2 separate regions of the Mus musculus genome follow, and region 1 is linked to region 2. Evidence: chromatin loops called from intact Hi-C (ENCODE). Cell type or tissue: heart. All regions are shown on one strand. Each heading gives the region's core, and the rest is flanking DNA. Links, peaks and the distances in the headings are about the cores only.

Region 1 (8,336 bases), core at 93-8,092, 1.1 Mb after region 2:
GTGATAATCCCAGATGCTCCACAGGCTGGGACAGGAGGCTCACCTGAGTCCAGGAGATCGAAGCCAGAGATCCAACACAGCACACCTGCAAACAAGCCAGCAAACAAACAAAAACAAACAAAGGAAAGGATAAAAAGACAGGCTCCATGGGGCTGGAGAACTGACTTACCAAGTCAACAGCATTGGCTGTTCTTCCAGGGAACCTGAGTTCAATTCTAAGTACCCACGTGGCAGCTCGCAGCTATCTGTAACTCACAGGGGACCTGATGTCCTCTTCTGGCCTCCGTAGGCACCAAGCATGCCTGTGGAGCACTGACATACATGCAGACAAAACACCTATACGGATACAAGCAATACATCAATTAAATGAAAAGAAACTCGGGTAATCTCCAGAGAGACCAGCTCCCCTCACCAATAAACCAGAACCCAAAGAGGCCAAGGCAACCGGCTGACCTTTGTCGGTGTCCCCAGCAAGGTGAGCTAGCCATGGTGCCAGCCTTCAAGCCCAGCCCCTCACACTGAGGGATGACTCTGCTCAAACCTTGAGAGAATCCTTTCCCAAGCCAGATTCCTGAGCCCCTAGCCAGGCAGTAACCACACAGCTTTAATCCCAGCACTCGGGAGGCAGAGACAGATAGATCTCTGTGAGTTCAAGGTCAGCCTGATCAACAGAGTGAGTTTCAGGACAGCCAGGGCTACGTGGTGAGATCCTATCTTGAAAACACACACACATCCCAAAACAAACTAACAAAATGACTCCCCAGCTCCACCCTCCCAGTTTCCAGGAAGACAGACAGGAGGACGAGGCCCAGAGATGAGAAACCCCGTAGTATCACAATGACAACTCGGAAAGGCAATGAAAACCGGGATGAAAGCTGGCATCTCGGCTGCGTTCCTTCTGGTTTGCTTGAAGCCTCAGTGAGAGGCGCTCCTTAACCTTTCTTTGAGACACCCAGCACACAACTCAGGGGACACCTAGAACCCTCACATCCCCAGATGAGAACTATCCATGGGTAAGGCTCTCTCTCTCTCTCGAGTGCGCTCTTGCTCTCTCTCTCTCTCTCTCTCTCTCTCTCTCTCTCTCTCTCGCTTGCTCTGCAGCTGGTGGATTAGCAACTGTATTTATTGAACCACCTTGTAAGGCAGACATGAACTGAGACGGTGATGGGCAACGGTGGGCCAGTCAAGAGGACTGCTTAGTCCTCATGCCTCTTGCCCTCTCTTTAAACCTAAAAGGATGGACATGGGGTCCTTGGACACCTTCATCTAAACATCACAGTGTAACCACACTGGACAAATATCCTTTCTCTGCCTTTGGTCGCTAAGTATTTCTTTTTCTTTCTTCCTTTCTTTTTTTTTTAAGATTTATTGTATTTATATGAGTACACTATATCTGTCTTCAGACACACCAGAAGAGGGCATCGGATCCCATTATAGATGGTTGTGAGCCACCATGTGGTTGCTGGGAATTGAACTCAGGACCTCTGGGCCAGAGCAGTCAGTGCTCTTAACCCTGCTGAGCCATCTTTCCAGCCGCTAAGTATCTCTTTAAGTAGTGTACTGTCACCAAAGGACCAACTCTAGCTTGTTGGGACTGCCAGAGTCAAGATTTAGATATTAAAATCTGATAACGAAAGCCAGCTCAGAAATGGACCAGATCAAGACCTTCCCCTCTAGGCTCTAGGAACAACCTGCTAACCTCTAGCCCTGAGCTATTATATGTCAGTCCCTCAAAGCAACAGCCTTAAATAGGAAGGGAGATCTCTCTTTTTTCTTTTTTTTTTCTTTTTTTTTTTTTTTGGTTTTTCAAGACAGGGTTTCTCTTTATAGCTCTGGCTGTCCTGGAACTCACTTTGTAGACCAGGCTGGCCTCGAACTCAGAAATCCACCTGCCTCTGCCTCCCGAGTGCTGGGATTAAAGGCGTGCGCCACCACGCCCGGCCGGACTCTCTTTTTTCTTATACCATTATGTGACAACATTGGAGTACCTGACCCCATATGTGTGCATCCACAGTCAGAAAATTAATCTTCTCAGGTGGCAGGGATATGTCCCAACCTCAGTTTTCTGACCCCCATAGTCTGATCTAGGTTGGGCCTCTGTGCTGCCTGAGTGGGCTCTGTGGCCTTTGGGACTAAGGTCCTCCCAATATGTGTTTTCTGCAGGTTCCCAGCAGTCCATTGGCCTGAGCTCTGGAGTTTATTTAGTTTAGCTTAGGGTCGGCCCACTCCCATCCCATAGAATATCATCTTGGAGATCTGTTTGGGAGTTGGCACATACAGATTTTCTCTTAGTCACAAGATGACTGTCCCCTTACCATCCCAGAGCACGGAAACCTTTGGTCCTGTAGTCATGGCAACAGATAAAAAGGTCCCTGCTGTTTCTGGTCCCCTGTAGCAGAGAGGGATGCTTTCCATCTCTGTTTTGCCCCTTAGCTTCACTTGATCTTGGGGAGGTGCGAGAGCATATAGAAAGGAGAAAGTAAACTAAAGACAGATGCCTCTTTGCTTTGTGCTGCGACGAGACTCTTCATGACTGATTTTTGAGTCTCCTATGCTCCTGTAATTCTTCACCCAGTCTCCTATACATAAGTCCAATAAACACATTGATTCCCCAAGTTGGCCTTGAGTGGATAGACTTGTTTGGTTTGTTGGTGGTGCCCTATGGAGGGTGAAAAGACAGTGGTTCACATCGTTAGAGAAGTCACAAGACATGTCGGCAAGTATTTGCCAGAAATGAGAGGTTGAAATGGGTAGGTGAAGGGCCAGTTGTGGTGGCACATGCTTTTAATCTTAGCACTCTGGAGGCAGAGGCAAGGGGATTTCTATGAGTTTGAGGATACCCTGGTCTACAGAGTGAGTTCCAGAACAGCCAGAGCTACAGAGTGTGACCCTGTCCCAATAAACAAGCAAACAAATAAGTAAAGAAATGAATGGTCTGTGGACGTACTTACCTAGTATACACACAGCTCTGGGTTAGATCCTCGGCACCGAATCACTTGGGTATAGTGGCAATAAGAAGGTTGAGGCAGGAGGATCAAGAGTTTAAGGTCATCCCGAGCTACATGGCAAATTCAATATCAACAAAGGAGGAAAGAATGAAGAAATGGGTTCACAGGTTCCCTCTCTGATAATTTAAACCATTCTAGCGATATCACCTGAAGTTTCAGGTTATCATAAAAGCAGTGAGCCCCCCCATGTAAAACCAGTGACACATGTTCAGCAGTCACCTCCAATATTAAACACAGGCAGTCCTCGTTCCCTAGCAGTGACAGTCATAGAACACAGTACAGCAAGAGGCTGGGCAAAGTGTTCTATCCTCCACAACACGAGTGAACAGAAGCCAGACATAAAAATAGCCTGTACTACAAGATTCCATTGACAAAGTTCAAAAATAGATGAAACTCATCTGTGGTGGCAGAGGCCGAGACAGTGGCTGCCCTTGGGATGGGACTGGCGGAGCACACAGGAGCCTTGGGCTGGAGGTATTGTTCCGTTCACACAGGAGAGGTGGCAGGATTGGAGCATTTTCTGTGTGTATTTACTCTTCAGTTAAAAGTGTATTTAAGGGGATAGCGAGATGGCTCAGAGGGTAAGAGCACTGACTGCTCTTCCAAAGGTCCTGAGTTCAAATCCCAGAAACCATATGGTGGCTCACAACCATTCATATGAGATCTAAGGTCCTCTTCTGGTGCATCTGAAGTCAGCTATAATGTACTTATCTATAATAATAAATAAATCTTTGGGCAAGCAGGAACTGAGAGAGCAGGGCCGACCAGAGCAAGCAAAGGTCCTAAAAATTCAATTCCCAACAACCACATGAAGGCTCACAACCATCTGTACAGTTACAGTGTACTCACATACATTAAATAAATAAATAAATAAATAAATAAATAAATAAATAAATAAATAAATAAATCTTTTTTTTAAGTGTATTTAAGAGGCCTGGAGAGATGGCCCAGAGGTTAAGAGCGCTTGTTCTTACAAAGAACCTGGGTTCAGTTCCTAACACTTACATGGCAGCTCACAGCCATCCATCACTCCATTTGCAGGGACTCCAACACCTTCTTCTGACCTCTGACAGCACCAGGCATGCACCTGGTGCATGGGAACAAAACATTCACACACATTAACAAATTTTTGTCAGTTTTGGTTTGGTTTGGTTTGGTTTTGGTTTTGGTCTTTGAGACAGGGTTTTACTATGTAGGTCTGGATGTCCTGGAACTCACTATATAGACCAGGTTGACCTCAAACTCACAAAGACCTCTGCCTCCCCAGTGCTGGAAATAAAGGCATATGCTATTATGGCTGTCTTGACAAATATATTTTTAATAATTTTATTTAAGCTGGATATGAGTGTACACACATATAGTACTTACATGTGACACTGTCTTAAAATGTATATACACATACATTTGCTTGTTTGCTTGTTTGTTAATAGCACTGGCTGCTCTTCCAAAGGACCTGGGTTCAATTTCCAGCACCTACAAGGCACAACCATCTGTGACTCCAGTCCCAGGAGGTTCAATGCCCTCTTCTGACCTCTGACACACAGGCTTGCAGATAGTACACAGACATACATTGCAGGCAAAACACCCATACACATAAAATAACCAAGTAAATATACACACACATACACACATGTACACACAAAGAGAGAGAGAACACGAGAGAGAGAGAGAGAGAGAGAGAGAGAGAGAACACAAGAGAGAACCCCTGTAGCCCAAGCCACTCCATGCATGAATTCCAGGGCCAGCCCAGAACCAAGGCAATTTCAACCAGTACAGCCCATCCTGTGTCAACCTCTGCAGGTCCTTGATTCTCCTAAGAGTTCAAGCCTGTGGTCAGCAAACAGAGTTCTGGGGACCTAGGAAAAAAGAGAGATAACTTACCAGGGTCACACCCCTAGAAAGATACTGAAGGATCAGAGGCTCCCCAGGCAGCCTGAAGAGGACTTGTCCTGGCCTTGGCCTTGTCTAAGCAAACTGTGTGGGGCGTTGTGGAGGCTCAGCAGAGGTTGGCTCCCCAAGGCCTTTCAAGATTGCCCTCTTCCTTAGCTCTCTGGAAAAGCATTCCAGAGGCTGAGGGAGCATATGTTCAAAGTTATGCCAAACTATTTAGTGAGTTCCAGGATAGCTTGGGCTGTGTAGTTAGACTGTCTAAAGAAAGGAGGAGGGGGAGAAGGAGAGGAGGAGGAGGAGGAAGAGAAGGGGAGGAGAGGGAGGAGGAAGAAGAAGGGAAGGAAGGGAGAGAGTGAGAGAGGGGGAGGGGAGATAGAGGTTGCACCTGTGGTAGCGCGAAGACAGGATGGTGGAGGGGCTGGCCTTGGCCGTGAGCCCAGTCTCTCTCTCTGCTGTTTGAACTCTCAAAGCCTGTGTACTTCCTGCTGGCTCAGCTCAGCTTGCCTGCACACAGGGCCGGCAGTCTGGGCACTTGTCAGGCTTCCAGTGATGGGGGAGGAGGTGCTGGACTGTGGCCCATCTACACCTGCTTTTAGGGCAAGTACTCCCATCCCCATGACAGGATGCGACAGAACCCACCAACAGCAAGAGGCCCTAAGAGTGTCAAGTGTGCCATGGGCTCTTGGAGACCCCTAAGGGAAGTCTGAATGGGATGAAGTGTCTGCCTTCAAGCCATAGAGACACCCAACCAATAGTCTGAAGAGATCTAGGGTTGGGTCCTGATTGGGCACACAGTGTCCCTGTATGGACGACTTATTGGAGAGTAGAGGTATGTCTGCCTAGAAGTCTAGACCGTGAAACCAGAGAGAAGGATGGCTCCTACTGTTCTCCCTTCACTCCACTGTACAGACGAGCAAATTAAGTCTCAGAGGGGACCACTGCCTTGTCCCTGCAGCTCACGTGCTGACGTTGGCCTTGCTCGGTGCCTGCAGACCTCTGATAGCTCCCCTGCCCCAGATTAGAGTTTCCTTACTAAGTCACCACTGCCTTCTCTCATGCACACACACCTATGCCCTGTTCTAGAACCAGGCAGGCCATCTATTTTCAGGAAGGTTCATTTGAGGTGTCTCACTGGCTTTGTCGCTCATGGGTCCCTAAGGATGGTCTGCAGGGAAACCAGCTCCACCCATGTGGGTGGAAGCAAGAGACCCAATGCAAATGACTAGCAAAGCTAGGTCCCCTATCCATGTGCACTGAAATCTGAAATTTGAATTCCATGTAACTTTATTTTATATGTATGAATGCTCTGACTGTATAGATGTCTGTGTACCATATACATGCTTGGTGCCTAAGGAGACCAGAAGAGGGCATTAGACCACATGAAACTTAAGTTACAGATGGTTGTAAACCGCCATGTTTACTGAACCGGGTCCTCTACAAGAGCAGTCAACACTATTTTTGTTTTGAGACAGAGTCTCTCTAAAACCCTGGCTGACCTGGAACTTGCTTGGTAAAATAGGCTAGCCTCAGACTATACTTAATAAACGGAGCTCCGCCTGCCTCTGCCTCTCAGTGCTGGGATTAAAGGTGAGTTCCACCACACCCAGCTGCAGTAAGCATTGTCTTTTGTGTGTGTGTGTGTGTGGGTGTTTTGCCTGAATGTGTGTGTGCCTGATACCACTGGACGGCTGAATAGACTGTCAGATCTGCTGGGAGTGTAGTTATAGGTGATTGAGAGCCACCATCTAGGTACTGGAAACCAAAACAGGGTCCTCTGGAAGAGCAGTTAGAGCTCTTAACGACTATGATATCTCTCCAGTCCTGGCAGTAAGCATTCTTTATTGCTGGGACATTTTTCCAGGCCCTTACATAACTTTTACATGCCATCAGGTGTTATTCTTAAGTTTGTTTTCAGCTATTTAAAAATTGTAAACTCTGGAGCTGGGCTGTAGCCCAGATGGTAGAGTTCTGGCTTTCCACACTCAAAGTGCTGGGTTTGACTCCCAACACACTGCAAACCAGGTATAAGCCACTAGTCCCAGCACTTGGGGGGCCGAGGTGGCATCCCCAGTTTACTTCTCTGTTGTTTTGATAAATAATCTGACCAAAAGCATCTTGGGGAGGAAAGGGTATATTTCATCTTACACTTTTCAGTCCATCAAACGGGGAAACCAAGGCAGGAACTCAAGGTAGGAACTCAAGGTAGAAACCGAAGCAGACGCCACAAAGAAACGTTTTTTGGCTCGTTCTCCATGGTTTGCTCAACTTGTTTCCTTATACAATCCAGGACCATCTGCTCAGGGTCTATACAAACCCTCAGTAGGCCGGGACCTAACCAACAGGCACGCCTACAGTAGGCAGGGCCCATCCAACAGACACGCCTACAGTAGGCTGGGCCTGCCCAACAGACATGCCCACATGCCAATCTGATGGGGGAATTCTTCCATGAGGCTCCTTCTTCACAGGTAACTATAGTTTGTGTCAAGTAGATGAAAATTAGCCAACACAGGTAGAAAGATCAGAAGTTCAGGTCATCTTGGGCTAGCTATATAATGAGTTCCAAGACAGGCTGGGTTATGTGAGATCTAGTATTAAAAACAAAACAAAAAAGTAAAAACTGTTATTAGCTTATGGGTTAAATAAATACCCCAGAGTGGGCCAAATGTGGCCTTTGGGGCATAGTTTGTCCTTTCTCTAGTCTAGAATGTTCTGTCCTAGGGATTAGAGTGCCAGTCACCGCAGCCCATAAACCATGGGTAGTGATAGAGTGGCCAGTGGCTGCGGTTGGCCCTGGACAGATGACTTCCTAGGATCTGGGATATTAGGTGTTAAAGCCAGGGCAGTCCCAGGCAAAGCAGACAGCTGGTCCCCCTATTTGGCAACTATTAACCCAGAGGGACCAGGCTTCAGAAGACACACAGTCAGGGCTCTAGAATGGCCCTCTGCAGTCTGCCCACGCACTGCCCGGTCCTCGGGTCCTTGAGGTACGTGGTGGGCACTTATCCCATCGTAGCTAGCCCTCCAAATGGAGCTGCCCCCTCTTCCCAGCAAGGAAACCTCTGTGGTCAGGACTCTCTCAATAGGCAGGAAGTTGAATCATCAGCTCTGGTAAGGTTTCTGCGGCGTGTGGGTCAGCCCCAGAGCCCAGGCTTCGGGCCCAGTGCCTGGCTCCAAACTTTGTTTTCTGTTTTCTCGAGAAAGGAGCGCCCCAGAGCGAGGGTGTCTGATGAGACAAGAGCCACTGAGTCACACACGTGTGAAGAGCTGGTTGATGTGTCCCCAGCTGTGTCCCTTCCATACCGCCCTCACCCTCTCTGTCTCTCTCTCTTTGTCTCTTAGCTTTGGCTTCCAAAGCAGAATTCTGATTCTTGAAATTTTGTTAGGAGTGAATATGTGACTGAAAACAGAGGGCACTGGGTTCCAGGAGACTCCTGGGTT
Region 2 (8,336 bases), core at 93-8,092:
TAAGTAAATAACTCTCAGGACAGGTGGCCGCTAAGGGCAGCAAGTGCTCTGCTGTGAATTCTCTTTCTATAAATGACATATTAGGACAGTGTGCAAAACTTGAGTAGGGTCTTGGGGTAAAGAATCCATGAGAATTCTTTATACTTCCCTAGTAACTTTCCAGTAACCCTAAAAACACAAGGCATCCAAGTTTTAGGGACCAATTTCGACTTTTAGCTAGAACATGGATGTTTACAAAATATTGTTTCCACTCTTTGAAAACTTTTGATGCATCTTATAATGCACAATGATAAGTGCAGCAGTTAAGATTGGTGGTCAACTTGACAGGCTCTAGAATCATCTTGGAGACAAGTCCCTGGGCGTGACTATGAGGAGTTTCCAGATTAGGAAGCAGAGGTGGGAAGACTCACATGGGTGGTGGCAAACCACAGCCTGAACATAAAGGGGATTGTGAGCTGAGCTCCAGCATCCATCTCTCTCTGTTTCCTGACCTCTCACGTACAATGTGACCTGCTGCCTCAGGCTCCCGGCACCAAGACTTTCTCACCATGGTGGAGTGGGCCCTGGAATTATGAGCCCAAATAGATGCTGCCTTTCTTAGGCTGCTTTTTTCCCAAGTATTTCAAGCATTTTTTTTCAAGCAGTAAGAAAAGTGGCTAACACAATGTGTTTCATCATGAAAGGTTTTCATGTATGTATAGGATGAATTTGGCTGGATTCGTCTTCTCTTTTCTCCATCCTCCTCTACTGGACCTTTCAGCCTCTCCGTTTTCTGCTTTCCTCTTGTCTGTGTGGGTTGACCCAACAGTCTCACACTAGGTTGTGTAAGGAGAATGCGTGCCTTATCACTGGCTACACACCATTCCAGCCCAGACGTCTCCTCTCCAGCCAGCTATACAAACACTCAGACCTACTGTTTCTACTTTCACAACAAGGAAATATCAAACAAACTAGAATCCTATGATAATAAGAAAGGAATACATGCCTAGGTGAGGTAAAATCCAGACAAGAACACGCCTTGAATTGAAGCATATGGAATCTATGATCTGAATTAAAGATTTAAATGGTCTTTGGTAGTAGTAAGAGCTGATTGGTCATAGGAGAGAAAAGGCTTAATAAATTCAAAGATGGGTCAAGATTAAAAAATGTCCAGAGCAAAGTACAGAGGGGGGAAAAAAGACAGAATAAACAAATGCCAAGAAAATGGTGAGGGAGGGTGGAGTGCTGAACACCTCCCTCCCCCGCCATGGATCCCCAGAGGAACAGAGAGATAATGGGGCAGAGTAAGGGTATTCAGGGACTTTGGTTAAAAGTCTTCAAAGCTGATCAAAAACAGCAAACAATATCGTAGGCCAGGACACCCTGTGGCAAATAAATAGGAAGAACACACTGAGGTAGAAGGCAGAAACTAACTAAATCACCAGAAACTAACTAAAAAAGGAGACAAGGAAAAACATAGCACCAGGGAAACAAGCTGTTACCACCAGTGCAGCAACAATACGGGCGATGTTTTACTTCCCATTGGAAGCCAGATGTAGGGGTGCATACCTGTAACCCAGAAATTAAAGACAAGGAGACCTTGTCTCAAACTATACAACAGTCTGTTAGCCAACAGACATAGAAACAGCCAAAGGAAAAGGAAGGAAGGAAGCTTCTACCTCAAGGAGGAAGAAAAAGCAGGAAGATTATCAAAAGAGAGCCAAAGAGAAAATAAAAGTAAGAAAGGATATAATCAAATCAGAAAAAAAAAATAGGGAAAAATCAGAACTTCTCCTCACAAGACTGGCAGTGGTGGGGCTTGGTATACAAACACCCACCTCGGGAGTAAATACAAACTGTTACTAGAGACACATCATAGTCATGGAAGATCAGTATATATTATACATTTTATGGAAAAATCAATAAAAGCACAACTCACAAAACTGGCCAATCTGATCATGGATTATCAGGCTCAATAGATTTAAGACATCAATACTTCTAGATTGATCTATGGTTCGGTTCAAGCCCAACTGTGATACCACCAGACTTTCTATACATGGGGTGGGGTGTGTGTGGTGGGAATGAAGTCTGACAAATGAAAGGCAACTGTTTATAAGATTCATCTAGAATATATTCAAAACTTGAAAAAGAGCAGATTGGAGAATTAATATCAATGTGACTTGGGAAGTACTATGAAGCTACAATAAAGATCAGTGACGTGTCAATGATCATCCATACTGTGTGGTCAACTCTCAAAGGCCAACTTTCCTGAAGTGTAACTGAATCTCATCTACATAATGTGTATAAAATTAAATTTGTGTACAGCCATGAAACCACATCAAAATCAAGGTTAAGAGGGCAATGAGATGGCTCACTGGGGAAGTTGCTTGCCATCAAGCCTAATGATGTGAGTTCAAGTCCCAGGACCTGCATGGTGGTGGAAGTTATCAGACTCTGGAAAGATGTCCTCTGACCTCCACAAGTATTCTATGGACCTATGTGCATGCCCATGTGCGTATACACACACACACACACACACACACACACACACACACACACACACACGAATAATAAAATTAATCAAGGGTAAGGAACTAGAAAGACAGCTTAGCAGTTAAGAGCACTGGCTGCTCTGGCAGAAACCCTGATTTGGTTCCCAGCACCTACCTGGCAGCTCACAACCATCTTCAACTCCAGTTCTAGGATATTCAGTATCCTTGTTTGACTTCCTCAGGCACCAGGCACACACATGGTGCATAGGCATACATGCAGGCAAAGAATCCATATTCATAAAGTAAAAATAAATAAATCTGAATACATTTCAAGGTAAGAAACATGCTTATCAAGTTTCCTTGTGGCCTTTTGCAACCCTCTTCCCCCAACTCCCCAACCCATGACTGATAGATTTTCTGTCCACAGACATTAGTTTGGGATTTCTATACTTGAATGGAATCATGTGATAGATACTTTTGTCGTCTGTCATCCAGTATAATTACTGTGAGATTCATTCATGTTGCAGTATAAATCAAAAGATTCCACTCCTGGGCCTGGAGAGATTGCTTAGTGGCTATGTTTGCTGCTCTTCCAGAAGACCTGAATTTGGTTCTCGGTACCCACATTAGGTAGCTCACAACCATCAGTGAGATTTTATGTCTTCTTCCAATCTCCATGGGCAACACACACACACACACACACACACACACACACACACACACACACACACACAAATAAATCTTTTAAAAAGATTTTTTTAGGTTCATCAAACTTCATAGGGGGAATAATTTGTATTCTATACTACAAGTAGTATCATATATATTCTATGATATTGATGTAGTTTATTCATTCAACTATCAATGAATATTTGGGTTGCTTCAAGAGGTTTAAATCAAGGTCAGGATGTAGCTCAGTTGATGGAGTACTTGTATTGCATGTCCCAAACACTGAGTGCGATCCTTAGCACTGCATAACCTGGGTGTGGTGGTGCACAACTGTAACTTCCGAATTCCAGAGGTGAAGTCAGAAGATTTAGAAGTTTAGGGTAGACAACTCAACTAGCAAGTTGAAGGCTAGCCCTGGCTACATGAGACAGTCTTAAAACCTATGCAAATAAAGCTGCTATGAATATTTATGTACTAGTATTTGCATGGACCTGCGTATTAATTTATCTTGAGTAAATAAACACTTGGGAGTAGAGTGGCTGAATCAATTTTAAATCATGTGTATGTGTGTGGGAGGGATATGGGGTATGTGCACATGAATTTGGGTGTCCTTGGAGACCAGAAGAAGGCAGCAGGTCCCCTAGAACTGGAGTTACATACAGGTCGTTGTGAGTCTCCCAGTGGGGATGGGTGCTGGAAACTGAGCCACCTCTTATATTTAAAGACAAACCATCCAACCATTCTCTGACGTAGCTGCAGCATCTCATGTTCCTGTCACAAACGCTCTGTTCCCCCCACCTCCGCCAACACTTTCTGTCACTGGTCTTCAATTTTAACCAGCTCAGTGAGTGTATGATGCTCTGTCACTGTGGATTTAAACTGCAGCTCCTAATGGCTAATGGTCCCGAGAAGCTATTTATGTGCTTGTCTGTACATCCATTCCAAGAGAAACAACAGGCCATACCTTCAAAATGATACTCACTAAAATGTTCTCAGCTCCTGCCTGTCCTAACATGAATAGCTCCCTTCAGACACTCCCATTGCTGTGAGGCTCTACCTGGAACATGGGCTGAGCAACCATGGACTGAACCCCTGAAGCCATGGGCCAGACAAACCTTTCCTCTTTCCCTTTTTCTCATGTATTCAGTCACAGTAAAGAAAACTACCTAATAGAAAAATGTACAAGATTGTTAAGTAGAGCAAGCCAGATGCAAAAACACTTCTCACTGTAAAATACAGTCCCACTTGTATGAAGTTCAAGTATCTGGGGTATTGAGAACCAACACTATGCTTGCTCTGCAAAAGGATGGAATGGCAAAAATTTATCCAGGAAACAATGCTCTTGAGCAATGGCTCTCAGCCTGTGGGAGACAGTGTCAAACAACCCTTTCACAAGGGTCACATGTCTGATATCCTACATGGCAGATGTTTACATTACAGGTCATAATGGGAGCAAAATGACAGTTAAGAAGTAACAACGAGAATAATTTCATGGTTGGGGTGACCACAACATGAGCAACTGTATTAGAGGGTCACAGCATTAGGAACGTTGAGATCCATTGAGACAGAGTGAAGACTGGCACGGTAGTGTCAGGCCTTTGAAATCGTTAGTGGAGGTGTATGTGTGTTGTTGTCTGTAGACTATGCCTCAATCAAACACAAGATTAATTATCTCTAACAGAAGTTTAAGAAGCCTTTTCTCGCCCTTACAGATCCTAATTAGCAATCTAAGTCTCTCGCCTGCATGGGTGCCTGGCAGGAGCTCTGCTTTTCTCTGGGCGCCCAGGCTGGTGGTATGCCTGGGTGATCTGTCCTATTTTAAGAAACGACATCACCCTGGTGGCAGGAGCCAGTGTTGGTGAGCATTGCTTGAGCTATTTCTGAGGCAATTCTAAGGACCAGAGAGGCTCCTAGGGCAACGCTGGCTGTCCCGTGTTCTGGGCTTCAAGCCACAGTCAGCTTATGGTTGTGTGCCTAGTACCATAATTCAGGCCCCCTACACTCAAAAGAGCTCTGGGTTCAAAGCTTTGTGCCTGAAGGTTATCTTGAACCTCTTAGCAATTCCGTTTGATTTTGTACTGTAGAATAAGTCAGCCAGGGCAATGGGGAGCATGCCAAGGCTTGGAAGTCTTGCCTCATGAGCAGTCCTAACTCAGACCACTTTCTTTCTTCCCCATCTTGGCTCCATTGCTTTCATTCTGAGAAGTACCCTGGGTGGGCAACAGTTCCTATTTGTCTCTTTTTCCACTCTCTGCCCTGGGCAGTGATAAACTATGCTGGGGAATATTATGCGGGGGAGAGGGGATACATTCTGCTGTTGCCTTGACGATGCATGGGCGGAGCTACGAGTGACTTGTGCTCAGATCCATGCCACAAGCATCTTAGAGAAGGGTGAGAGGGTGGCTGTCCTTGCCCAGGCTGACAGGATCATGGCACATTTGGGAAGGCTCGGGGTTTACTGTTGCTTGGTTCAGGTGTCAGAGTATCATGATATTGATTTCTAGCTGGGGCTAAGCCCATTTTCACTCTACAGTGGCCCCCACACATTATGTAGCTCGTCTTGACTAGTCACAGCCACATCTTCTCTTATGTGATCACAGATCAGGCAGCTACATAGAGAGGGCATACAGAACTCTTATCTGTATCTGTTCTCTTAGTGAAATGCTCTCTCCTGCATGCTAACTATGCTCATGACTGGGACTATGGCAAAGTCTGTAGGCTATGAAGGAAGTGCAGTCACATCCCACACCTTGCATGGTGTTCAGACATGATTCCTAAATACAGTTCTTGGGAGAATAGCATATGAGTCCATCATGCCATCTTGAAAAAAGGTGCATGGGGCACAAAGTTAGGAGCAATCAGCTGCAGGCTTCATCATTCACTTATAAGCCTCCTGAGTGCTCCTTTGTGGTAGAATACTCTATATGTTGGAGATACATTAGTGAACAATACATACAACCCACCCCTCACCTTTGCAAACAGGTTGGAGAAGAAAAAACTGACACAAAGCCATGAATGTCACCAAGGAATAGAAAACCAGAAGACTTGGTCATGTGGTCGTAGAGGCCCTCTGGGAAGAGGCAGCCTTTCAGCAGTGATGATAACAGATGAGGGAACAAACTGGAAATTATCTGAAGATGGCTCAAGGCCCAGGAGTGGGAGCAGATTTGGGTTTTGAAGGAGGAATAGAGTGGGCTGGCATGAAGGACAGCAGAGGACAGAGGCTGAGACAAGGTCCGGGATCAAGAGGAGATGAAGTTCCTGGAGCTGTGCAATGAGTGTTGGCTGCATCCCGAGTCCAGGGAGAAGCTGATAGAGCAAGAGAGTGATGCGTGGCGATTTATGTTCTTACTAATGTGCTGTGGCTCCTGGGCGGGGCAGAGACTAAGGAGGAGGAGGACATCTCGGAGGCTTGAAGCAGGAGATGCTAATGCTGCTAGCCTGACCCAGGCTGAGACCTGGGGAGGAGGGAGAGGCAAGGCTTGCAGGAGAGTGGATGGGGGGGTGTGTGAGGAGAGGAGCCTGTGTAGGTTTGCAGCTGAACAACCAGGAGAATGATATTTCTCAGGCTCACGAGGGAAAAACGAAACAAAGCAAGAGATCTGTTCAAACTGTACTAGGGGTGAGACGCCCATATGGTGTCCATGTGGAGACAACAGGAGCTACTGGCCTTTTCAGCCTGGAATGTGAACAGAGGGGCAATTAAGGAAGATTTTAAAGTTTGGGGACTGAGTGATGTCACCTAGAGAGTGGGCGTAGAAGAAGACAGCTTAACTTCAAGCAAAAGCTACATCCGCACAAGTTTTCTAGTGTGCAAAGTTGTAAAACTTAACAGTCCTTCCTCTGCATGGGCAAAGGATGTGTAATCAGCTCGCCTGGATGAATTTAAAAGAAGCTGGCCAATCTGAATCTCTTTACCCTTTTGTGCCTGCATGTTCTTGGAGTCGCCCTGGAGCGCCCCCAGGGTGATCTGGCTTCTCTGCCTGATGTTCTTGGTGGGATGGGGAAAGCAGAAGACTAAGTGAACAGGAGGTGGTTCAGAGAGAGAGACACAGAATGAAGAAAGTGCCCCTTGGTATTTCCATATTGATAGGCTAAGCTAGAACCTGGTCTTGGATATTTTACTGCAAGACTTAGCAAGTCACTTGTTTACTGGCCCCAAACCCTACTGCCTTCATTTGGCTGCTCAGCACTGATAACTGGCGCTCCATCCAGACTAGCCCTGTGAAATGGTAGCATTTTACTGCCTCTGTTGACAATATTATAAACTTGCAACCAGGTGCATCCAGGCAGCACTTGGTGCTGTTGTGCCAGCATTTAATGAGCTGGACCCTGCCCTTCTTCCCTCCTGGGAAGAACCACGGCTTGTGGTCTTGTGTGCCTCCTGGGCTCCTGCCATGACCTCTCAGAGCTTTGTCCTTATGGAGTGCGTGATCACCATCTCTCCTGGAACGAGAACTGTTCTGTTCTGCAGCGACATGAGAATCCAAGTCCTTGCCACCCACAAATGGAAGCTTCTAGATAGTGTTTGCTGAAACTATGGTGGTAGTGGAAACAGTGGGGAAGGTAGAGAATGGCTGTACTGGGAGTAGCAGTGGTACAGGTGAAGGGAGCTTTGGTGATGTGGGATGTTAGGGTGACTCATGGTGAAGCCAACAGGGGAGGGAGTGACAGGCAGGGGGCAAAAGTAGAAATGGCAGTTAGAAGCACAGGCCATTCCTACCCACAAGGAGCTCAGCCCCATGCCTCATGATTGAGGACATAGGATCTCTTCCTGCAATGTCCAGGAAGAACGGATCAAAGATAGAACTTCATCCCAAGATAGAATTTCCTCCCAGCTTAGCCCTCACTCAGTGTATATGCCCCGGCCGGGGTCCATGTGTCAGGACAATTTAGTCAATGCAAAGACTGCATGCAGACGCCCCTAGAATCACAGGACTGATACTTAGGGTCCAGTGCTTTAGCGGTTTGACACTAGGTGTCATCACTTGCTCTAGGGTCAAAGGGCAGACAAGCAAGGCTGTGTCTACCTGTGGAATCAAGATGTGTCAAGAAGGCATTCAGTGTGAAGCCATCAGAGGGAGCACCTGTTGCCATGATTTCAGGGGATGCCTCAGGCCTGCCCCTGTCACAGCAGTAGCTCAGGGGGCAGACGGTGCCTGAACTTTCTAACTGTTCAAAGTCTGGGCACACAAGAGC

Evidence for each region. A loop is a pair of places that touch in the nucleus more often than their neighbours do. Peaks named below come from ENCODE experiments on the same cell type or tissue, not always from the same donor. Only the 100,000 strongest peaks of a DNase experiment are listed, where the experiment ranks them.
Region 1: a loop joins it to region 2, with 15 times the contacts of the local background. A loop is called at or near these places in 3 of 42 quality-filtered maps.

The regions. Positions count from the first base shown.
Region 1 is chr11:51,880,927-51,889,262 of GRCm38, reverse strand. It overlaps Gm39821 (a long non-coding RNA gene), which reads right to left and starts at 5,234. Exons shown (of 3, transcript XR_879831.1): 1 at 4,890-5,234; 2 at 2,952-3,058; 3 at 222-336. It overlaps Gm46281 (a long non-coding RNA gene), which reads right to left and starts at 203. Exons shown (of 2, transcript XR_001780207.1): 1 at 170-203. In heart, for the core only: no CTCF peak of the experiment used is centred there; DNase peaks (open chromatin) are centred at 3,382, 5,392 and 8,032; H3K27ac peaks cover 609 bases.
Region 2 is chr11:52,967,245-52,975,580 of GRCm38, reverse strand. The region is part of intron 3 of Fstl4 (follistatin-like 4); the gene reads right to left. Among named protein-coding and RNA genes, the nearest start is that of Gm11186, 150 kb to the left of the region's middle. In heart, for the core only: no CTCF peak of the experiment used is centred there; a DNase peak (open chromatin) is centred at 4,990.